2 separate regions of the Mus musculus genome follow, and region 2 is linked to region 1. Evidence: chromatin loops called from intact Hi-C (ENCODE). Cell type or tissue: heart. All regions are shown on one strand. Each heading gives the region's core, and the rest is flanking DNA. Links, peaks and the distances in the headings are about the cores only. Region 1 holds the start of Vmn1r234 (vomeronasal 1 receptor 234). Region 2 overlaps Zfp948 (zinc finger protein 948).

Region 1 (13,076 bases), core at 3,452-11,451:
ACAAGAGAGCCCAGCTAAAGGAAAGAGATCCAAAGCAGACAACAAAATTAGAGATAGCTCCATTCCAATTGTTAGGGGACACACATGAAGATCAATATGCACATCCACTAAAAATTTGTAGGGGGCCTATATCAGGCAAATTCATGATCTTTTGTTGGTGTTTTAGTATCTGTGATCCTCCATGGGACCAGGTCAGTTGACTCTGTAGGTCTTCTTATAGTATTCTTGACCAATCTGTCTTCCACAGTCTTTCCACTACTCAACAAGCCTTCTGATCTCTGTCTAATATTTGGTTCTATGTCTGTACAGTTGTTCCCCTCAGCTTCTGGATGATGCCACTCAGAAGACAGTTATGCTAGGATACTGTCTCCAAGCATATCATTAATAGTGTCAGGTGTTGGATTTCTCCCATGGGATGGGCCTCAAGTTGGGCCAGTCATTGGTTAGCCATTCCTTTACCCTGCTCTATCTTTATCCTTGCCCTTTCTGTAGGCAGGACAAAATTTGTGTTGGAGGTCTTGTGGATAGTTTGGTGCCTTGTGTTTTCTTAGATATTTAAGGGATTTATTCATTCTGTCAGTTTTTATGCATTCCTAGTATTTTAAAAGATATTGTTTTAATTTTGCACATTGTTTGGTAACAATTTCTCATATTTCTTTAAGGTATGCATTTATTTTCTCTTTATAGACCTCTGCTATGTTCATAGCTGGTTATAAGGTTATATTTCTTGAGCATTGAATATGTTGGAAGATGTTCAGGTCCTGCTGTGGTAGGATGATTGAGTCATACAAGAAACATATTGCCCTGGATGTTGTTGATTGATTTTGTTTTTAAGTTTAAACATCTTAGTTTGGGGTTATTATTAGTCTGGGTGTTCAATTCTGGCTTTTCATTTTCTTTGATTTTTTTTGGGGGGGTGGTTCCTAGGTTTTTATTTTCTCCCTATATTTTCAGAGAGCATGATTAGTGTATGTTCCCTATTTTTCTGTCCTGCTCTATTGGTGTGTTCATGAAATGCCTGCTTGTTTTGGAGGCTGGTATTTGGAATGAGTTGTTTGAAGGAAATTCAGAGGCAAAGGTTTTTTTGTGATTCTTTGGGGATAGATTCAGTCAGTGAGCAGATTCCCTGCTACAGATTTAGGTATAAAACTGGGTAAATGGATCTTATGTGCAGTAGAAGAGGTATGGGTCCAACTTCATCCTACTTCCTACCTTTTACAATCTGCTCTGGCATTAACAGGAGGTGCCTACTACTAGGATTGGGACCTGGTAAAAAGCAATGAGTGACAAGAAACAATTTAGAATTGGAGGTTCTGTGGGATCAACAGTAGATGGTAGCAAGAATACAGGAAAGGCTATGGTACAGGGTTTGCTGCAAAGATGGTAATGAGACAAGAGGATCTGTGGAGACAAAGAGAAAAGAGAAGATCTGCAGGCATCTTACCTTGTTTTCTGGCATGCATGACCTATGAGTTGCCAGAGAATACCTGGGAAAAAAGCAATAAATTGGAAGAGGAAGGTGAGAATGAAAAAATGTAAGATCCACAGGAGATGGAATCAGGAATAGGTAATGACAATGAAGACTGCCACAAATGTTCTGCAAAGTTGTGGATAAGTCTGGTAGGTTGGGTATTAGGGGAGAGAGAGAGAGAGAGAGAGAGAGAGAGAGAGAGAGAGAGAGAGAGAGAAGATGAGACATGTTGCCGACTGTTTTTCTGCACACAACTGATTTTTGGTTGGATTTGGGGCCTACATAATCTTAGGCCCAAATATAACCCAATCTTACACAAGAAACCATGGAAAAGACCTTTGGCTATCCAGAGCATTGACCTCAGTGGAGACAGAAGCACTGTTATTTTGTCAATGAGATATGATGGGCCTTTCAAAATGCTGCTCAAACTCTTGTATATTCACCCAAATATTACTTTTGGTATTAGCTAACTCATGGAGAGAAACTACTAGTGTGGTGTGTGCTATGGTTAGTTTTTGGTCTCAAAAGATATCATGCCACGTTTCTGAGAAGAAGTGCTGCCATGAAGTAGTTTCCTACTATCAACAAAATTGAACAGCTGTCAAAGACCAGGGTAAACTGAGGCAGGGTGTAGTGCTGGCAATTGAATAGGCCAGCAAGAATACTCCCTGGGTAGTTGAGAAAGAATTTCTTTAGGAGCTGCAAGAAACTGGTGAAAAAGTCTTTGCGGGCTTGCAATAGGTCATAGAAAAAACTTGTTGAGGACTGCAAAATGCCAGTTAAAAGAAAAAAAGGTAGAAAGATTCACACACACACACACACACACACACACACATGCACACTCACACATACTGGATGAATGAAGCAAACTTCAACAAGCTCTAACCAGCAAGCTCTAAAGAACAAGTGTCAACAACTTCACATATACATACATACATACATACATACATACATACATACATATGTACTGTCTTAGTCAGGATTTTTATTCCTGCACAAACATCATGACCAAGAAGTAGTTGGGGAGGAAAGGGTTTATTCAGCTTACACTTCCATACTGCTGTTCATCACCAAAGGAAGTCAGGACTGCAACTCAGGCAGGTCAGAAAGCAGGAGCTGATGCAGAGGCCATGGGGGGATATTCTTTATTGGCTTGCTTCCCCTGGCTTGCTCAGCCTGCTCTCTTATAGAACTAAGACTACCAGCCCAGGGATGGTACCACCCACAAGGGGACCTCCCTCCTTGATCACTAATTGAGAAAATGCCTTACAGCTGAATCTTGTGGAGGCATTTCCCCAACTAAAGCTCCTTTCTCTGTGATAATTCCAGCTTGGGTCAAGTTGACACAAAATTAGCCAGTACACATACATATATACATACATACATACATACATACATACATACATACATACATACATACTGTACTGGCTTGTTTTGTGTCAACTTGACACAGCTGGAGTTATCACAGAGAAAGGAGCTTCAGTTGACGAAATGCCTCCATGAGATCCAACTGTAAGGCATTTTCTCAATTAGTGATCAAGGGGAAAAGGCCCCTTGTGGGTGGGACCATCCCTGGGCTGGTAGTCTTGGGTTCTATAAGAGAGCAGGCTGACCAAGCCAGGGGAGGCAAGCCAGTAAAGATCATCCCTCCATGACCTTTGCATCAGCTCCTGCTTTCTGACCTGCTTGAGTTCCAGTCCTGACTTCCTTTGGTGATGAACAGCAGCATGGAAGTGTAAGCCAAATAAACCCTTTCCTCCCCAACTTGCTTCTTGGTCATGATGTTTGTGTAGTAATAGAAACCCTGACTAAGACACATACAAACATACATACATACATACATACATACATACATACATACAAATACACATTCACATCATGAGTGGATAGAGCAAACTCCAACGAGTAGGCTCGAGCCACTGCTTTTTCTTTCCTACAGCTTATATGTACCAGTAAAATCTGGCAAGCAGTATAGAATTACAATGTGATATATATTTTGTACATTAAAATGCCCATTTTATTTTTCCTCTAGGGAATAAGTGTGAAAAACAGTATGTTCCCTAATACTTTCACATTACATAGCAGAAGTAAAGAAAACAAATTTTTCTCAAGACTCCAAGTACATTCATATCTAAATAACTTGTTATAGGCTAACAGTGTAAGCAATCAAAGTAACTTTTTCAGTTGCCAATTTCTGTTGCCAGCAGATAGGAAATTACAGTTACAAAGAAAGAATCAATTATGTAATTTTAACTTATAAAGTGATTTATAAAAATCTTAAATGAATCACAAATCTAAACTTTTATATAAAAAAATAGTCATTTCTTCTTTAAGTCATAAGAATGCACATCTACTCATCATCGACTTTTAATATATCACACAAGGAAGCTGAGGCAAAAATGTATCAAGACATTAATTACCACCTAAGTTGACAGGCCTGTCTCAGTAAAATTCACATTAGCCAGTGCTAGTTAGTCTTCCAATAGTTTTGTTCCCTGACCTCAAAATGTCTCTAGGTCAACTATTAAGAGTATGTGTGGATGCTTCAGTCCTATTTAGAAGAGGGAACAAAATAATTACGGAAGTAGAGGGTGGGAGGGACTTATGAGAAATAGAGGGAAATGGGGAAAAGGATGTCTAATCAGGTATAAGAGGGGATGGGGGAATGCACAGAGGCTCTCTGTGAATGCACAGGAAATTGAACAGAGGTGTGTAGCAATGGGGGATGGGGAACTGGGGTAGCCACCAGAAAGTCATAGACACCAGAAAAGAAAGAGGCTCCCAGGACCCAACAGTGATGGCATTAGCTGAAATACCCAATGAAGAGGAGGGAGAACCTGTAGAGACCATATCCAGTTGTCCAGACCAGCAGGACAGTCGAACAGGGACTTGAGGGGCCACCTGGAAGAGAATGGGGCACAAAGAAACACAAAGAACAGACAGCAAGACTAGTTTCTGTTCAAGCTGACAAATTTTTATTTTTCCCACACAGGTTATATACTCATAGGAACAGGAGGGGAATGTAGGGGGGTTGCTTTGTCTCTGGGTAATGCACCTATTCCCAGGAACAGAATAGTGACTGGGTAAATAGTTCAGCAGGAAGATCAGAGCAGAAAGGGTTATTACGCATCTATCTACAAGATTGATAGCTATTTTTTTCTCTGCTGACTTCCAGATCTGTGTCTATTTGTACTCAGGTGGACTAGTACTTTCCCACAGAGGCCAAGACTTTGTAAGTAAGCACTTATGGCTGACAAGTCAGCTAATATTCAAACAGGATCGCTGCCAACATCCAGTGGTGCAGCATGGCCTCCAGGTTGAGGAATGGGGCCACCTACCCACCTCCAAAACTTTGACCCAGAACTGCTACCGTCTAAAAGAAATACAGGGACAAAGAGTGGAGCAGTGACTGAAGGAAAGGCCATCCAGAAACTGCCCCACTTGGGAATCTATCACATATGCAGACATCAGACCCAGACACTATTGCTGATGCCAAGTGCTTGCTGACAGGAGCCTGATATCGATGTCCCGGAGAGACTCTGCCAGAGCCTTTACAGACAGATGAGGATGCTTGCAGCCTTGGACTGAGCACGGGGACCACAATGAGGGAGATAGGTGAAGGACTAAAGAAGCTGAAGGGGTTTACAACCCCATAGGAAGAAAAACAATATCAACCAAACAGACTTCCCCACAGTTCCCATGGACTAAACCACCAAAGACTACACATGGAGGGACCATGGCTCCAGTTGCTAATGTAGCAGAGGATGGCCTTATCTAGCATCAATGGGAAGGGATGTCCTCGGCCCTGTAAAGGCTTGTGCCCCAGTGTAAGGTACCACTAGGGCGGTGAGGTTGGAGTGGGTGAGTGGGTGGGTGGGATCACCCTCATAAAAGCAGGGGGAGAGGGATGGGATGGAGAATTTGCAGCGGGGAAATCAGGAAAGGGGATAACATTTGAAATATAAATAAATAAAATCTTCAATAAAAAGTTTTTTTTAAAAAGAGAGTGTGCATTTTTGAACTTCAAATTTCTCCCTAAGATTTTCTATTTCACAGTCACTAGCAAAAACACCCTAACTAACTTCACTAACAATTTTATCTTTCCAAATGCATACTAAGTGAGATGGCCATTACTAACAATCTACATGTCTATGTTCTTTACAGGGGTGGTGATTGAGTCATTAATTTGCTCCTGCAGCAATGCTTGAAAATTTTCAAGTATCATTATTGTAATTGCCAATGATAATGTTCAGTGAAGGGATGGAGACCACTTACAGATTTTGTATAATTCTTACATTAAGTTGGATGTGAAAGAAACAAGCAGAGAAAAACTCCAGAACACAAAGGCCACTGGATACATAGTACTCAAGAATGTGCCTCTGAGGCATACCTATCTTAGTTGTGCTAACTAATGTGCCATATTCCTTGAGTTTTAAAGGTGTTTGTTGTTCCTCCTGTATGACCTTCAGAAACACACATACAAGTATGTGTGTGTGTGTGTGTATGTGTATATGTGTGTATATATATATATATATATATATATATATATATATATATATTCACACACATCACTCCTCCAAATTGCTGCTATACTGAATAAGAAAGGGAGAAATACAATAAGAGCTAGAAAAAAGGAAATGAGTTTTTTACTGTTTCCTCTGAATTGAAATATCCATTCCATCATGAGGAAGGTGATCATAGACTTAGAAGGATTCTAAAGCTTTTTGTTGTCATATTGGTGAAACACTGAATGACTCCAGACCACAACACTGTAAGCAATCCCTTTTCCATACTTCTTTTAGTGGTCCTAAAAAAAAATCAATTTGTTTTCCAAGATACAAGGATTTTTGTGGGTTTGCTTTCTATGTGTATTTAAGTTCCCCAGGAAGAGCCTATCACAAAATAGTCTAAACACAATTCTAAAACTTTGTTCTGAAATTTGTTTCCTCTCCGGGGTAAATAGATATTTGCTCATGTTTCTTCAGAAACAGTGTCACTATTTAATTTCTTCAGACTAAAAGGGACTCACCATGTCTGAGAAAGAAGAACAAACAGCCCTTCTAAAATTATCCCACAAAATAGAAAACTGTTGTAGCTGTACTCTGACACCAAAATGAAACTAGTGAAAATTTATGTTTCCTGGTGTAGGGCCTAATTCTCAGAACAAGCCAAGACCCAGCTTTAAATGCCATAGCAATCCAGGGCTTACATGGGAAAAAAAACATATGGCTACACTTTAGTAGAGTAAGCAACCTTGATTACAAAAGCAGAAATAGCAGTTATCCTTGTGACCCATTCTTTTGTAGAACAACAAAATTGCCAACCCCAAATTGTTCCTGTCTAAAAGAATTGCAGGGACAAAAGTGAAGCAGAGACTGATGGAATGGCTGACCAGTGACAGGCCTAATTTGGGATCCATCTCATGGGCAAGCAATAATCTCTAACACTATTACTGATGCGGTATTGTGCTTGTACAGAGGAACGTAACATGGCTGTCCCCTGAGAGACTCAAACAGCTTCTGACTGAGACAGATGCAGATACTCATAGCCAAGCATTGGCCTGAGATCAGGAACCCAGATGGAAGGATTGAAGGAACGGAAGGGGATCCAACTCCACAGGAAGACCAACAGTGTAAACTAACCTGGACCTGTGGGAAGTCCCAGAGACTAAGTCACCAACCTAAGAGTGTAAGACCTCCTTTCGGGGACCCCCACTCTAGTCTCAGGAGAGAGAGCACACCCAAAGAAACATGACAATCCTTCTTTCTGCAAACACACGAGGCAGTTTAATGGCAGAGATCCGGGTCAAAAAGTATCTCAAGCACGAGACAGAGGATTTGACCCTGAGGCTCGAAAGCTAGGAGTTTTTATGAGGTAAAAGGCTTAGAGGTGGGGAATTCAGCATAGTGACACACTATTGGCTTATTCAAACATCAGCAGAAAAATTACATGTCAGCAAAAGAATACGTGCAGGCCAGGGTGTCAGAGTTCTGTGATTTGGATTTTTTTTTTTAATGCTAGCAGAGTATCTGGTTAATTTATGACTTTAAACTGTGCCAACGGGCAATGGGCAGAGGGAGGTGCCGGGCCAGATGGTTGTTGACTCAGTTCAGATAGCCCTGTTATGTCCTGACATTCCTCTTTATCTTTATGGCCAAGCTGTTCCCAGGAATGCTTTAATGATGGGGGCATGCCTGGGTTTGTTCTTCTTTGTTCTCAGCCCCAGGCAGCCTCTAGGCTCACAAACAATCAGCAATTTCTTATCCTGAGCTTATCCCCGTCCCGCAGGAAATAAACACAGGACACGCCAGATTCTTCCGTGGTTAACTTACTTCATAAAATATTGAGGTAGACAAAGAAGGCTCAGAAAGTGTGTGGCTTAAATACCCTTAAGGTGTGACGAGTCTAAACTAGGACCGGTAGCTACACCCACGATACTCATGCCCCCTGGGGATAGGCTAAAGCCCCCAGGGGTTGGGCTAGTGCCCAGGGAGATGGACAGGTGCCCCGGAAATGGGCTGGTGACTTTAGGCGGGCTTTTGCTCTTGCAGCTGTGCACCATGAGCTCAATCTAAACTGAGAGATCGGTTTGGCACGATGGAGGTTTAGCACCATCTAGTGACGGCATGTATATTGCGGCTTTCCACAATTTCTGAGTACTTTATATGACTTACAGGTCTTGAAATTTCATCTTTCTTTCAAGAGCATACATGGGCTGGACCATAGACCCTGGTACATATGTTGCAGAGGTCTGCCTTGCCTTGTCTCAGTGCTAGAGTATACACCTAATCCTGTAAAGACTTGATAAACTAGGGTAGGGGGATACCAGGGTTGGGTACCGTCTCAGAGGCAAAGAGGATGGAGGATGGGAAGACGAACTTTGTGAGAGGATACAGCATTTGGGATATAAATAAATAAAATAATTAATAAAAAGCATAGCAGACAATTTTTTCGAATAGTCTTCAGTGTCTGAGACAAAATGGAATCGGCTGCCAGGTTATACCTTGTATAAGCTAGGAACTTTCATGATGGAAGCGTTTTTACCTTGTGGCTTCTCATAAAGTAAGTTTAAACTTTAAGTATTCTGTTAGCCATCACAACAGTAACAGGAAGAGAAGAAAAGCAACTACATCACTAACAGAAACACAGAGATTGAAAAGGCCATGCTGAAGCTTTTTTATGGCTTTTTAGAATTCTCACCTGTCTACCAATTTCCTCTAGGCAGAAAGAAACAGAAGCCACCACCCACAACAGTTGACTTATTGTTTAATAGCACTGAAGAGAGGATCTTGCGATCCTTGCAAGTTTCTTCTTTCACAGACAAGGAAAAATTGTCTTCTTCCTGATTCCAGGGACCTCATCTCCCCCATACTTCTTCCTGAGAGAATGTTTCAATTTAGAGGAATCTACTGTACTATGAAGACAATCAGTAGCAAACAGCCACAATTAATCCTTGGCTGAAAGTTGTATTGAGAGGTAAAATCCCTGAAATTCCTTCCTGATGCTTGTTTGGTTGTTGTCAGACCCAGTTCTTTGCAGCCACAGTACAGGTAACAACTCCACCTGTGAGATCTTGATTCTAACCAAGGAAAAGCATGATGGAAAATGGAATAGTCATTTCCAAGGTTGAAGTTCCATGCACAGTGTACTTTTACTGGGAAATGTTCTTAACAACAAGAAAACTGACATTCATGAATGCTTCAGAGATACAAACTAATAACTGAAAATTTAATCTAGGAAAGGAATTCAAGCTTGTCATGTCCTAATTTAACATTTTTGATACTCATTCAATTATTTTAGATTTTGACTGTTTTCAACCGTAGTATGCATTTAATTTAAATTCCAATTATGTGTACATCACTATGTAAGCAATTAAAAGTAGTGAAAATCCACATATAGAAAAAAGTTGTGCTGGACAGTGGTGGTGCACACCTTTAATCCCAGCAATTGGGAGGCAGAGACCAACCTAGTCTATAGAGTGAGTTTCAGGACAGCCAGGGCTACACAAAGAAACCCTGTCTCAAAAACAAACAAACAAACAAACAAACAAACAAACAAACAAAAAAGTTGTATGGATGGCATAAAGCATATATCACATGGTGATGAGCACCCTCCATATTTCCACCCAATTTCCAGCAAGACAAAATCATATTGCATGGACTCAAGTGAAATATTGTGGGCATTAGTTACAAGGTTATTTTAACTAACACCACTAATATGAAACATAGGGAGAGCAATGAAAGAATTTCAGTTTATTTTCATTTTCACTCATGCCCCAGAAAGAAAAGCCAATATGAAATGCATTTTGTTTGAAAGCAATTTGTTATTGTTGTAGTTATCATTATTTCAGTTTCTAAAATTCACAATTATTTGCATCCTTCTATACCTTGTGATTGATATGTTCTGTGCTGTCTTCCAGTGGTATTTCTTGATGGATAGTAAACACAATTTCAGTAAATATGTGCTGACTTGTTCTTATATGAAAAAAAACAAGCAAAAACATACACATACCTTTAGCACTAAATATTGTTATACAAAATATAATAATATTCCTATTGAATACAAACATTTCTCTGAGCATGATAATTAATGTCAGAATTCCATAAGTGTTTGGAATACATAGGATGACCTTTAGGATTTTTGATAGTTTACCCAAGCAAAGCAATGGATGGATGTGCTGGAACCATGTCTCATGAGCAAGTAGGGGCTTACAGAAGCAAAACACATTGAGAATATTGCATGGATACTCACTAGATGCCAGGTAAGATTAACTAAAAAGTTTAAACAAATAGTTAAAAGTGTGGAGAGTGTATAGAAACATACAAAGGTACTCACTAGGAGAAGAATGGTTTGTGTTGCTCTGGACTCATGGCTGGATCTAGGGAAAATATTGCTCCTAATCATATGTTCCATCCTCTGCCTGTGCCTGTGCAAAATGAGAACCATGGAACCACTGGAGCACAGCATGAAAAACATGCACACAGCACCAGGGATAATCACGTGTGCTGCATGCAGTACTTCAGCAGTTTTGTCAAAAGAAAGAGAAGAACAGTAACCCAAGTCCTTGAGATTTGTGTTGTTAACATTGCACAATTTTGCAGACATATACTTAAGGGAAACAATGCTAAAAAGGAGAGATAGAATCCAAGTCAAGTATAGGGAAGAGCTGATGCACTTGGGTGCTTTTTTTTTTAAGATTGTCCAAATGGCATCCTCTGGGCTGATAGTGATGACCTGGAAGACACTCAATAAGCATGCACTGCCGAATGACACGCCTCTTCCCACCCTATGAAGGTAGGAAAGTAGTTTGCACTCAAAATCATTGAAGAAACATTGAAAACCAAAAGCTGCCATTGCTTGTGGAACACCTTTACATAGGAGAGTTAAGAAGTTGGACACAATCAAGTGCATCAAAATCCAGTCCATGTGCTTTAATTTGTATGATTTGAAGTAAAGCACTATATAATTGTAGAGGAGACACGAATTGCCCAAAACTCCAGCAACAGTCTGTGATACCAAAATAACCCCTATAGCCATATCACCAGAAGTGATTTGATGAGACCCTTCTGCCTGATCCCGAGGATTCTGCATGAGGAGGTAGGCATGGACTACTTGCTTCATGTTACTTAAAACCTGGCATTTGCCATGCAAGTTATTCTCACTAGAATTAATAAGTGATTCACTGTGATTTTTTAAATGTATAGATCCTAGATTTCTAAGAAAAACAATGTATAATTAGTTGACCCTTCTAAACCTATAAGGTATATATTATTACTTAATGGGTTATCAGTGAAGATGAAGGAATCTGAGTTACATACAGTATAGTTGAGATTTAGAAATTTTGCTTGTTTCAGGATACTGAGAGGCATATCTGGCTAGGTGGTGATATTTTGGGTGTATAACCATTTCACATGCTCCATTAGTTCTAGTTATTTATTGGGCTTTTCAGGTATACTTGTGGAGTATTTGCCTCTAATTTCTTATGTTCCTATTGTGTCACATGTGGCTAGACTTTCATGATTTCTTTCTATTTCAAGTAACCATTGGTTTGTGAATATTAATGGTATAGACCAATATAAATTATTAGTGAACATTGAGATCTGTTGATAGAAGTGCATAAGCTATTCTATCAAAAAACTCAGGGTCCTGAAAGATTATATGTCTTTGCAATGAATAAAGTGCAGCATGAGTCAAAGGTGTTGACCTAGAACTCACTTATTTCATATAAAGAAAAACAGCACATCAAACAATCACAAGACTTGTTGGTTGATCAGTGGTCAAAGCATCACCTTATAAAACAAAGAAATCACACAATAGCAAAAATGTATAGAAAGGAATAAATACAATGCTTATTTCCTGGGATGAACTGATGTACCAGTCATTAGCTGAGCTTAGTAGTGCTAGTAGCATTGAAGCAGGTTTTCATTCTGATTTTTATAACAGTTTATGTACACAAACTTGAATGTTTGTAACCCAGGCATGTCCCGTATGATATAGTTTTTTTCAGAACTCATTTCATCGGGTGTACTTATCAGCCCTTACTTTTTTCACCAGTATTAAGTAACCAGAAAAAGAAAACAAAGGAGTCTTCTGAGACTTCATATGTTCACATATTCTTCTCTATCAACAAAGAACATCTTAAATCGATGAAAACATTTTGTGGCTCCCATGAAAATTGATGCTACAAACTGTTTACTTTTGTGTTAGCTCTTGCTGAATGTCCTCACCAAGGCTACAGACAGAAATAGACTCTTGGTTAGAGATGGGAATGTTATCCGGATGATTACTACTAGTATCTCACTTACCTGACTCATTTTCATGGTTTTCAAAGTTATCCAGGCTTTTCATTAATCATTCTTGTTGACACTTCACCAGAAGAATCCTAAACTAGATTTTTCAGGGCTACTAACATTATACACATATTCCATCAAGGCTTGATTTCTAGTTTGTAATGAATGTGCAGAAAGTATCTCGGTGTGCATAAAAGTGTCAGTTTCAGTAGCAAGTGTTCCTTGGGAATTTGGTTGAGAGCTACTGCAAGGCCACACTGCCAGGGACCTCTGTTCCTCACTCTAGTCTGCTTTCCCTTAACACCTCTCTTTTACTTAACACTGTCGTGTGCTTGACAATCCTTCTTCCCTCAGGCCTTTCTTTCTTATTGACTTTCCTCTTTCTGGTAACGTTCAAACCAAACAAACTAGACTTCAGCATTGCTGAGTTCTTGTAATTTCCCCCCCCATAAAACTAGTTGTTTATTTAATGAAAAAAGAACTGGTTACTGTCAACCTACAGTGTTCTGTTTTCGATCTGGGTTTAAAGAACACATCAATGGACTGCTTTGGATCTGAGTTGTGTTTCTGCACTTACTGAATAGTTATGTGTAAATTATGGTTAATGTGTACTCAATATACAATTTGATCTATCGTGATTATTAATGTACTTTGTGCGCTGTGTTTGTCCTTGCTTAGTGGATTAGATTCCACTGCCTGAAATAAACACTTGAGGTGGAAAACAAACAAACAAAAAAAAAGTGTCAGTTTCCAAAAAGTCTGAATAATAACGCAGATGAAAGACACTTTTCTACAAACCTAGACACTTCCTTCAT
Region 2 (13,076 bases), core at 1,937-9,936, 350 kb before region 1:
GGGATGAGCTAAATCAATGTCGTGAAACTTTTCCTGGGTAGTAACTAAGGTAGTCGGCCCTCCAGTTCTTCTGCACACACATGCCATGTAGGCCAGCCCTCCTCTGCTGCCTAGGTGAGGAGCAGGTAAAGCTCTCCCAAGTAAAAGTCTAGGTTGCACCACCAGGAGGTTGCTGATAAGAGGCAGAGCCAGCTTAGAAAGTCCCTAGGACATCAATATGGCCTCAGGGAGCAGCCCAGACCACAAAAATCCATATGGCCTGTAGTGACACATGGGCTGCAGACATTGATACAGACCCATAGTGCCAGTGGGGCCACAAACCAAGACAAGGCCTAGATATCACCATGGCCTCAGGTGACAGGCAGCACAGGCCTCTCACATCAGGCTGTTCCTTGCTGCAATCAGATCTCCACTTCCAGTTCTTCATAGTGCACAAACACTATGCTTCCTTTGTCTCTACTTTCTCCAGCTCATAGTTGCTCATAATAGTGGTGCAATCTGGCTATCTTGGAAAATTTCTTTTTCACTACCTAGACTTCTGGTTTGTTTGTTTGTTTTTTTTTCCATGGCTGCTTACTAGAGAGTTTACAAGCTATAAAGTCAGTAGTTACAAAGGAAGAGTTAGGAACTGTAGAAGAAAAATGTTCTTACCCACAAACACCAGGTTGCTATAATTCTCCACCATCACGTCAATGTACAAAGCCCTCTGAGCAGAGTCCAGGCACTCCCACTCCTTCTGGGAGAAGTCCACGGCCACATCTCGAAATGTTAACAGATGCTGAAAAAAAAGTTACACTTTGACTAGTGTTACAAGGTAGAATGCTTTCTTGGATATACAGAGACAGAATGTAGATGAGTGAAGAACATTGTTATTGGACACCATCAAAAAATTAAAAAATTTTTAAAACAATCAAAAAATGATTTCCAGTATAGTTAGTCACATTCTGTAGTGAATGTTCAAACTCTGTGAAAGGAGGATGACATGTTTTATAAGTAGTATCCAAGAAACAAGACACAAATTTAAAATATTGACATAGTTATCTACTTCTTATGTATTCTGAACTCATGTGCCCCAGGATCACAATGTTCCTGTCTCAGGACAGGTCATGATGAGGAATGTGCTTTTAAATGCTCTGCCTGAAGATCATCCTAAAATGCATACACTGAGTCAATCTTCTCTGTATTTGGGCCTTGACATAATCTATTCTAACAGGCTCAGGTATGATTTTTAAACTATAATATTTAACACCACATGATTAAAAAGCAAAGGGGTAGGTATGGAAGGCAGAACTCATGAGTCCTTTTTAGGCAAAGAATTATGTTATTTTTCCACAGTAGCAAGCTTGTTAAGAATACTACATATTGATAATTTTAAGGGTAACATATAAATCAACTATATAGAGACAGAGATAGAGATAGAGATAGAGATAGAGATAGAGATAGAGATAGAGATAGAGATAGAGATAGAGATACAGATAGATAGCTATTGGGACCACTAACAAGCAGATGGAAAAATCTGCCTTAGCCGCATTTAACATGATAGAAACTTTTCCTGAGCATGTAAAAGAGCCATCTTAGACAAATAACAATTTCAGAACCCTACAGCTGCAAGGTAGGATTGAATAGCTATCATTCAAGTAAAAAGTAACTAGAGCAAAACCACGATGAGAGTATTTTTTTCATATCAAATGTCACTAACAACTTATTCACATCCATCAGTCAATGCCCATAAGACATTTGTAAGGATGCATTCCACATAATTCTACACAATGAGGTCAAGCCCAAGTGTTCTGCTAGGTGGGATGTTGTCTGAGATACAAACAAAAGAAAAGAAAAAAAGTAAAAAATACTGATCTCTCTACTCTGGAAAGTTACCACTGAACTTCTTAGACAAGTGTGTGATTCTCCTGAGATAAACAGATATGAGGTGCTAACAAACATGTAGACACATCAACACTAACATGATATTAAACACCAAAGAGAAATAAATACAAGTAAAATATAATCTCAGCCTACACTCAAGAACATCAGTTTCATGGCACAATTAAGCCACATATACCTGCCATGAAGGTAATGACCACCTGTTATAAAAAAAAGCTAAGTGCTTTCCTTCGTTCTACTTCTGTCACAAATTTTTTGGGGGTCTGGTGTTGGATTAGTACACAAACATATATTCGATAGTGAAAATATAAAATCACATCTGAGGCTCCAGAGCTTCTGTTCCTAGTGAATATTGATTGCATAAAAATGCATTGTGTTGTCTAGACTCTAGGTCTGCTGAATTGAAGTTTGTGATTTTGTTGGTCTGTTTATAACAATTTCAAAATAAATATTAAAAAATTACCAGGAGCAGAAAATTAAGGTCTTGTATCCAACTACAACACTTTTAGAAATAGACTGGAAATTACTACTGACCTTGGACATGTTTACTGGAGATTTAGCCATTTCTTTCTGTGTCTCTTCTTTGATTTTCTCTTTGAGGAAGAATGAATAGTTGGCTAGTGGTCCTTTAATATCAATGGGTCAAACTGGAAAAGTAAAATTAATACTGAATGTTGTTAAAAAAAAATCAATGGGAGATCACATAAAAAGGCCCAAGCAACAAAATACTACCTGGTGTCTGGTCAGTAATCCCAGAGCCAGGCGAGCACGGAAAAATATTTAAAACTTGGAGAGAAAAACACCAGCAACTATATTATTGCACTCAGAAAAATATTCTCTCGAAAGAGGGAGACAGAAGTGCATTTGAAGATAGTCATGAATTAACACAATTCATTTTACTAAAGCAGCATAGCACATAATAAATTAGAGGCAACACATACACAGGAGAATTTGAGAAATTATTTAGAAGAACATGGGAAATAATACATTTCATATGAAGAATAGATGAATACAGGAGAATAGGGAAGTAATCAACCAAACTCAAAGGTGCAAGCCATTCTTTCTCACATTAAAGAAAGAAGAATTCTACAAATATTCTAACCAGCAACAACATTTAAAAAAAACATAGGGAATAAAAACACTATAAACAAAATAATAGCCATTCTATAAATCAATATAAAGAATTGTCAGTTAAATAAACAAACCCACAGGTTAAATAAATCTCGTATGTAACCCAGTTCTTCTACTCCTTAGAATATGCTCAAAGGGCTCAACACCCTACTCCACAGATATGCGCTCAACATTGCACATTGACGCTAGAGTCATAACAGGTACCAAATGGAAGAACATAAATGTCCTCCAATTGAGAAGTAAAAATGTATATGTACACTAAAAAATATTATTGAAGTGTAAAGAAAATTGAAGTCACGACATTTGCAGGTAAATGTGTGGACTTAGTACAGATCACACTGAGTGGAATAAGTCAAACCCAAAAGACAGATACTGCATGTTCTCTTTCATAGAAAGTTCCTCCCTCCAAATCTTCAAATGTGAGTTCACAACCTGGAATAACTGCACTAACCAGAAAAGTAAAACTGGGAATGAACGATCTTAAGGAGAAAATGGAAAAAGTATGAGAGGCATTTATTTATAGAGAAGAGCAAGATATAAACACAGCAAGAGTAACATAACAGAAAAGATTTCTAAAAACTCATGAGAAATTATGGTATTATCCTACCATAACATATGTCTACCATACATATCAGTCTGGGAAAGCATACACATGTGAAGTGTAAATGAAACTTCCTTGGGCTGACAATGTTCTCTACACAAGCCATATATTTTCTACCAAACCACAGTCACACCACTGATTGTCAACAGACCACAAAATAAAAGACAACAGTTTGAACATTCCTGCTGGTGCACAACTTTAATGTGAGCACTGAAGAGATAGAGGTGGGTGGAAATCTGTGAATTCCAGGTCAGCTTGGCCTACATGGTGACTTCTATGTAACGGTTTGGCCATGTGTCCAAGTGTCCATGAGCAGAATGCTTTTGTTGAATCAGGAAGACAAGAAGATTGCAGATGCTTTTTTGATATAGTTGAGTTATCATAATTATTCACAAGATGCTTCATAATATTATTTCTATTATATGATACCTTTTAATTTTGTTCCTATCTCTCTTCCTTTCTTTCTTTTTTTCCTCCAAAACAGGGTTTCTCTGTGTAGTCTGGCTGTCCTTAAACTCTGTAGATCAGACTGGCAGAGAACTCCAAGATCTACCTGCTTCTGTTTCCTGAATGCTGGGATTAAAAGTGTGTGCCACCACCACAAACTGGTTTATAACATCCTTTCTAACTGTGAAAATACTGTGACCCGATTCCCTCAAAGAACATACTGTGATTTCCAGACTCTAATTTACAACATTAAGAACTCAGTACAAGACACATTTCTTTTTTCTTTTTTTCCTTTTTTCCCTCCTTTTCTTTCTTTCTGTCTTTCTTTCCTTCCTTCAATCCCCCCTCTTTCTTGTAGTTACTTTTTTTTTCTCCTTGATTTTTGAGACAGAGTCTTACCATGTAGCTCTGCCTGTCCTGAAATACTACATAAACCAGGCCAGCCTACAACTCATTGAGACCCAGCTGCCTTTGCCTCTTGAGTGCTGAGATAAAAGCAGAGCCTCATCAAATCTGGTTGCACACTTCTTACAACACTGTATTTACATCACAGATTACATACGTTTCAGATGGAAAATTAATGATGGATAGACAGTTTACTTTTAAAAGTTAGTATTTACATCCATACCTGTAGAACTCACAAACTGTATTTTAGATTCAATTAAATTTGCAGGAGTTCCTTTCATGACTCCTATCTAAAAGCTCTCAGGAAATCCAAGTCCCTAGGTACATATGCCACTCTCTTGAATAGGGAAGTGGTAGATCACAGATATTATAATGGATGATTGTAAATTTCAAGCTTTGTCCTTTCCACCACAGCAAAGAGACCGCGTTGCAAATATCAACAGATAAATTCAAATATTCTACTGGTTTATTCTTATAAGCATATCTAGCAGCCATAAGATTGATTTAGAAATAGTATTATTCCAGTTAATATTATTGAAAATTTATTGACAGCAAAAATTTAGAGAGCTGTCATCTTTATGAACAATAGAGAAAATGATCACTCTCTCCTCCCTTCCTGCCTGTTCCTGTAGTTCCTCTGATCTAGGAGGCTCATGGACCCAGTGCATCTATTCCCATCTATATGGTTGCAGACTGCTGAGTCTCCCAGGATGACCCACTTGGCACCTGCAGCTTAGGGAAGTGTTTGGTCCCGAGGTACCCCTACTCCCCCACCTCCTACCCCCACCCCCTCAAGTCCTCTGCAGTCAGGTCTCCACTATATGACTGCCCACGATGCAGCCCCCCCCCCCCCAAGAGCTCAGTACAAAATCAGGTTCTTGATACTTCTGTCTTTGACTCTTTAGTCCCACTGCCTATGAAAAACACACATTGTTTCCCAGTTTCCCTGGCTTCATTCCACTAACCCCACCTACACTATACCCTTCCTCTAAACTAGGCCAATATGCCACAGGGAGACTGATCCCTCCTACTCAGTTTCATGCTTCCTTCAACACAGGTTCAGCTGCCAAGCTGCCCTGTACTTGCTCTGCACAGCTGCGTGCTTGCTCCCAGCCTAGACTCAAGTGGATTGGGTAGGATGCTGCATCCCATTATCTGACCCCCATTGTGAGTTCTGAATCCTCAGATACCAGATAGGCAACCTCAGACCTTTATCTGACTATCAGCCTCTCGGTCACATACTGGATACCAAACAACAAAAGGCTAAAATCAGGTGCCAGAGTCCCATCCCCCAAAAACAAACACGAGAAGAAGGGAAAGGGAGCAATCTCATGTAGCCAGTGGTTGGCCCACAGCTATCAGCCCAGACCTGAACTCATCCCACTGTACTACTTTCACCACTAGATGGCGGTCTTGTCAGTAAACTAAGAAACAAGTTACACTTCTGTGACTCGTGCAAAAGTGAGAAAAAAAAACACAGTTTCTTCCTCTCTCTCTCTCTCTCTCTCTCTGTCTCTCTCTGTCTCTCTCTGTCTCTCTCTCTCTGTCTCTCTCTCTCTCTCTCTCTCTCTCTCTCTCCCCCCCCCCTTTCTTCCTTTCTTTGCTTCTAACGGAGTGGTAAACACTGAAACTCTTGGCTGTCCCAGATGCATAAAATAAGTAAGGTCTCAAAAAGTCACCTACACCATTCATCTCTAGCTGTGGAAACTCCAAGGAAGAAGTGGTTATGCAATAAGAAGGGAAAGAGGGGAAAGGCTAAGATACACCATTCTCTCGACTCCATACAACTATTGTAATCAGTAACCAACAACAACTGGGCTTTATCTGTACTGGCCTCACACAAGACCACAGTCATTCTAGGAAAGGGAACAACAGCTCACTTTACCTCTCAGACATTGGCTATGGATAGATTCAAGGAGAAGAGTCATGGCCTTTAGTTGTTATCCTGTGCTGAGCACATCAGGCTCCAAACCCACAGTCTCACAAATGGCTCTGGTTCTGAAAGAACCTAGTGGGGAAACCCCCACTCAACTCTCGATTCGGCGTGCACCCAAGAATCACAAACAGAACAGAACGCCTTGATGTAAATACACGAAGTAGTTTAATGACAGAGCTCCGGACCAACATGTATCTCACACAGGAGATAACAGATGTAGGCCCCAAGGCTCAAAAGTTAGGGGTTTTTATGGAAGAAAAAGGGATAGGGGTACGAGGAATTTCAACAAAGGTATGGGATTGGCTCATTCAATCATTAACAGAAAGATTACATGTCAGCAAAAGGGCATCAGGACTTTGTTCCTGTGGGCTGGGGGCTTATCTTTGTTCACATAGCAACTAGTTGATGTATGACTTTACCCCGCGTCAAGGGGCAATAGACAGAGGGGAGGTTCCGGCCAGATGGTGTTGACTCAGACAAGATAGCCCTGCTTGTGTCCTTGCATTCCTTCAGTTCATCTCTGGATTACAAGCAGTATGAATAGAGATGAACACAGTAGAGTGACTGTTGGAATTGTGGACCAGGATAGTGGAGAGGTAGGAGGTAAAAATGGGCAGTATTAAATGTGCCCATACAAATGCACATACACACATACACACACACATTCTGCATCCATATGCGTATGTTACACACATATGTATGTCAGTGTTAAATAGCTAATGATAGAAGTTTGAGAGGACCATTCATTCATTCAAGACAGGGTTTTCTGTGGAAATGTGTGTTTAAAGGCATGTGCTACTATGCCCAGCTCAAATACTGCTTTTCTTTTTTTCAGATTTATTTTTTTTATGCATGTAAGTACACTGTTGGTGTCTCCAGAGACTCTATAAGAGGCCATCAGATCCCATTATAGGTGGTTGTGAGCCACCATGATATTAAAAACTAGAGAATCGCTGGGCAGTGTTGGTGCATGCCTGTAATCCCAGCACTTGGGAGGCAGAGGCAGGCGGATTTCTGAGTTCAAGGCCAGTCTGGTCTACAGAGTGAGTTTCAGGACAGCCAGGACTGCACAGAGAAACCCTGTCTCAAAAAAACAAAAACAAAAACAAACAAAAAAACCAAAACCCAAAAAACTGGAGAATCAACTTTTGAAGTCAGTCTAGATGCCCCGATAAATAAATGAATAACTGAAAGAAAGAAAACTTCTATGTGACCTAATTACAGCACTAATGTGTGATATTATTCCTGTGGAAACAAGAACAATCATCTACTTATCCCAGATAAGGAAATAATAATAAATCAATGTTGGGGAACCAACAAAGTCCACCTTAACGAACCAGTGTGGTTTCTTTTTTAGTCGTGTTGTCTGCATTTATGTCTGTGTATGATATGTGTCCCTCGTCCTCGCAGAGGCCAGGAAAGGGCATTGTAGATTCTGGAGTTGAGCTGAGAGATTGAGCGCCCATGTGAGGATGCTGGGAAAATAAAGTGAATCTTCAAAGGAACACACAGTATTCTTAACCCCTGGGTCATTTGTAAAGCCCAGTGGATTACTGAGTTTTATTGGGGTGACTTATAAAAACGTGGGTGAGGGGGTTTCTGATAGAAACAGAAAGGATTCAATGATAGCTGCCACCTGTGAGAGTCATGGATAATAAAGATGGAAACCTGGGGATCAGTGCAGTTCCATGCATCTCACCTGAGTTGAGAAGTGATCTAATAAGCCACTTCCTCCATGAGCGTGCCTTGTGCTCCAGAGTCCAGGCAGCTTGACCAGTGTCTGCTTCATGGCTGGTCTGAGCATCTTCTGTAAAACTCATCTTGTATGACCCTGTCAGCGGTCCTTGCCAATTATGTAAGCTTGAGGCAGAAAGGCGATAGTGAATCTTGCCAGTTTCTGAGACTTCCTAAAACTATTAAGTTTCCTATTTCTGAGCATTGGGGAGAGTCTCTATAGGTTGGACAGTTCATGGCCCATTCACTCCCTAGCCTTTAAGGCATCCAGTTAATTTTCCTTTCCTATAACACCCTATTTTTCTACAGAGTATCCTTCAACATGAAAAGGTTCAACCTTAGAGAACTCTGATACACAGTAACCTATCTTGGTTACTCCCTATCAAATCCAGGGAGTTTCTATCTTACCAATGATCATTTGCCCATCATGTTCTTCTTGCTTTATTCACAATGTCTAGGCCTGCAATCAACTCAGTTATCCATCACCTGACACATAGGCAAATAAAAATTTTTTATAAAAATATGATATGTATCTATAGAACATGGTATATTATTCAGTTGTAAATAAAAATGAAAGTGTGAAATCTGGATGTAAATGTAGGCAATTGGAAAATATGGAGACTTCTGCCAACTAATCCCCAACAGTCAAACAGCACACATTTCCTCTCATATGTGCATCTTAGCTTTAATGTTTCTGTTTTATTTGTTGAAATAAGACTGCATGTAGATGCTAGGAAGTTAGAAATGGACCAATAGAGGGAGACTCAGAAAGAAAGAATGGATAGTAGGTTATGGATGATATGAAATTAGAGAAGGCGAATACTGGGGAAGAATGGTTCAAGTACACAGTGAAGTAGTGGAAAGGAGAAAGGGCTGCTGAGTGGTGAACCCAAAGGAGACGTCTATAAGGAAGATACATAGGCCCCTATCATTTTGCAAACAAACTAAAAAATTTATAATGACAGGATGGTATCACATGTGACATGAAAGAACTGGGCATAAAGTAAAACATGTTTTAAATATGAAACGGGGGATGGGGCAGGAAGAAAGGAGGAAGAATGGCTGGAGTAACCAAAAGGATATATGAAGTTTTATGAAATTTGACTATTTTACAAGTTAAAGAAAATATCACTTATAAGCCTTTTTGACAGAAGTATCCCACATGGGTAAATGATGCTCCTTCCAGACAACAGGGGTACTGAGTGAAACTCTCTACCAGGTACCTATTATCTGCCTAAGATTACTAGTCAAGGAGTCTCCAGAGGCACTCCAAACAAAAAAGGCCATTGCCAGTCCTTTTGCTGGCAATCATAAGTACATGGAGTTGCTGAAGACACCTAAAGCTTTGGGTTGGAGATACTGAGAGTACAATCTTGAAATCTATATCCTTCACTATCAAGTTACTGGGTAACAAGTATGCATTGGAGCTATACTGGCATGACTGCTTAAGAGTAGCTAACCTCTCTCTTGACCAAACTTGAAGCCTGAGCTAGAGATGAATTCATGCCATGGCCAAAACCCAAGTCTTGGAAGTATAAATCCAAGGGCACAACTTATTGATGTTTTCTTAACAAATACATTATTAACCTGCCATCTAAATATTCAGATTTATAATTAACAGTTTGCACTACTTTCCAGTCTGGTAAAAGAACCCTCCTCTTCTTGTAGGAGGTGGATAATGAAGAGACCCATAACTGTGCAGAAAGTACTAAGAACGAGGAATTGTGTAAGATAGGACCGATTACCATTTCATCATAGTTAGCAGAGGATCCTCTAGTCTTGTTTACCTCAAGGGGTGTGGGGAGGACTGGCTGTTAATGGCAGCTATACGATTTTTAATTTAGAGTATTGGTTAATACTTCCCAATTTTTCTTCTGTAGTGTAAAATGAATTTCTTTATACCTTCAGAGATTTCTTCCTTATTTTTTTAACCACTTTGGTTTTTCTTGCATGGGATTTTTCTGTGTAGTCCTGGCTGTTTTAGAATTTGCAGTGTAGACCATGCTCACCTTGAACTCAGAGATCCACTTGCTTCTGCCTCCAGAGGGCAGGTACTAAAGGTTACACCAGGAAGCCCAGAATAATTGGGGATTTTTAAGCTCTGTCTGAGCATGCCTGTGATGTCACATACATATCTCATCTACATCTTCACACTTTCTTATCTTCTTACTATTTGTAAGGTTTGACTCTACTATGATGATTTTGAAGATGAATGAGAAATGATACTTTATTAGAGTACTTTTATGTGTTTTCTCTCTTGATGAATTTCTTTTACGTCAGCAATTTCAGCACTAGATAAAGGCTTTGTTGAATTCAATGCACTTGGTGGGTATAATTTTCAATGGGAAGCAAGACTTGGAGATTATATATGACATACCTTTATATGGATTCTCAGAAGTATGACCTTTGTGATTTACAACACAATTAGAAGTCTTTAAAACTTATTTAATTACCTTTTGTCATTATTATTTTTTGAGATATGGTGTATATATAGTTCATTCAGGGTATCCTAGAACTTGCTATGTAGACCAGAGATCTTGCCTTTGCCACCCAAATACTGGAATTAATGATGTGTCCCACCTTGCCTAGAATTATGAACTTTTGATGCTAAACAAGATGAATATTTTTACTACAGCTTTTCCCAGGAGCTAGAGAGATGGCCTAGTGGTTAAAACCACTGGCTGCTCTTATGGAGAGTATTGGGATTCACCTCCCAACACACATAGCAGTTCACAACTCCCTTTAAGCATAGCACCAAGGGATCTATCTGATGCACCCTTTAGTCCCCACAGGCATCAAGCATGCATGTAGTACACAGTAATACAAGCAGAGAAGTACCCAGACACACACACACACACACACACACACACACACGAGAGAGAGAGAGAGAGAGAGAGAGAGAGAGAGAAAGTAACTTCACACAGTTCAATTTGCAAATCATTGTTTTAACTGAGACTCATATTTTCTGAGGTTTAAAGGCTAATTAAAGGCTTTCTCATGTTTCTTATTCTTATGGTTTTACTATGAATATCATGGGATTTATAAGCAGAGAGCATACTGGATAAATGCTATGTTACATTATTTAGAATGGTATGTTTCTCTCTAGTGTGCTCTAAGGTGAGAGCACCTAATCAAAGATTTGTCACATTCAGTACATCTGTAAGTTCTCTCTCCAGTATGAACTCTCTGATGTGTTCTAAAACATGAATCTTGGGGAAAGAATTTCTCATATTCCATACCCTTGTATCAAATCAAATGAGAGTCTCTAGACTTTTTGTTCCCAATGACTAATGTAACCAATATAAAATTTCATTCAGTTGGGTAGACTGGGTCTGATTATTTTCAGTGTTTGATTCAAATGTGTTTTATAATAAAGTTAAAAAACAAATTATCAGAAGCAGAAAATTAAGGTTTGTAGTGCTTGAAAATATAACATTTCTAGAAAAATGTGGACATGACCACTGACCTGGGACATGTTTACTGGAGAATCAGCCATTTTTTTTTGTTTGTTTGTTTCTCTTCTTTAAATTTCTCTGTCAGGAATGATGAATAGCCAGCTTGTAGTCCTTTCATGTAAGGGGTAAAAAAAAAAAAAAAAAAAAAAAAAGAAAAGCAAAAATCAATACTGAAACCTATTAATGAACAATGTCAAACCACATTAAAAGATCCAAGCACAATAATACTACCAGGTATCCTGACAATGATCCCAAAGCCAGGAGAATATAGAACAAAATTTGAAGGCTGGAAAGAAAAATCACCGACAGCCATACCGTTGCATCCAGAAAAATAGTCTCCTTAAATTGATGCAGAGATAAGTGCACAGTCACAAATATAGTTTCAAGATAGTCACAAATCAACACAATTCACTTCCCTAAAGCAGCATAGTACATAATAAATTAGAAGCAAGATTTACACAGGAAAAATAGAAATATTATCCATGAGAACACAAGAAATAATAATACATTGCCTGTGAAGAAGAGAAATATGGGAGAACTGGGAAGTAATCATCCATGGGTAAGACAGTCAACCTCTAATTACCACAGAGAAGGAAGAATACTACCAACAACCCAACCAGCAACAACATAAACAATAGAAGCATTGGGAATAAAAACACATGAAGAAAAAAATGTAGCCACTATGGATATCAATATGGAGAGTCCTTAATTAAATAAGCAAACCCTTAAGTTAAATGAATCTAACACATGACACGGTTCTTCCATTCCTTGGAATATGCTCAAAAGACACAACATCCTACTACATAGATACATGCTATACCCATGTGGCTCACAATGGCTACAAATCAAAACAACCTAAATGACCTTCAACTGACAAGTGCATAGTGAAAATGTAGTACATGTACAATATGGAATACTATTTAGCTGTTATAAAAATTCAAAGCATGAATGAGCTTTAGAGGGAAATGGGTGGACCAAGAAAAAAAAAAATCACACTGAGTGAAGTAACCCAAAACCAGAAAGACAGATATTGAATGTTCACCCTCAAATGAAGTTCCTAGCTCCAAACCTTCAGATATGAGTTCACAACATGAGCAATTGTTGTAACCAGAAAAGTAAAACAGACCATGGTGGGATGAGGGGGAGTAATGGATAGGTGGTAATAGAGAACAAATGATTTGAATCAGGAAATAGAAAAACAGGGGCAGGGATTTAATTATAGAGAAGGGAGATGGTAAAATAAAATAAGGTTGTCTGAAAGAGCAATAAGGAGTCATATTATTATCCAATTATGAAAAAACTGCCTACAAGACATAGGAGTCTGTGTAGACATATCCACTTAGCGTTTAAATGAAAACTTCCTATCTGGGCTGATAATGTTATACACAAAAGCTAAAGATTTTTCTAACAAAACTACCAACACCAAGCATGAGAAGAATGCTTTCAAATTGTTGGTCTCAGCTGTCCAAGAGATTTCTAAAACATT

Evidence for each region. Hi-C counts contacts between places; a loop is a spot of excess contacts. Peaks named below come from ENCODE experiments on the same cell type or tissue, not always from the same donor. Only the 100,000 strongest peaks of a DNase experiment are listed, where the experiment ranks them.
Region 2: it touches region 1 in a loop (10-fold over the local background); 6 of 42 quality-filtered maps call a loop at or near these places.

What each region holds. Positions count from the first base shown.
Region 1 is chr17:21,226,842-21,239,917 of GRCm38, reverse strand. It overlaps Vmn1r234 (vomeronasal 1 receptor 234), which reads right to left and starts at 11,092. Exons shown (of 1, transcript NM_134198.2): 1 at 10,102-11,092. The coding sequence starts at 11,092. The coding sequence ends at 10,103. In heart, for the core only: a CTCF peak has its summit at 8,103 (motif pointing left); no DNase peak of the experiment used is centred there.
Region 2 is chr17:21,572,482-21,585,557 of GRCm38, reverse strand. Zfp948 (zinc finger protein 948) reads right to left here. Exons shown (of 6, transcript NM_001002008.2): 3 at 11,602-11,701; 4 at 2,416-2,528; 5 at 652-778. The coding sequence starts at 2,445. Among named protein-coding and RNA genes, the nearest start is that of Zfp948, 12 kb to the right of the region's middle. In heart, for the core only: a CTCF peak has its summit at 5,840 (motif pointing right); no DNase peak of the experiment used is centred there.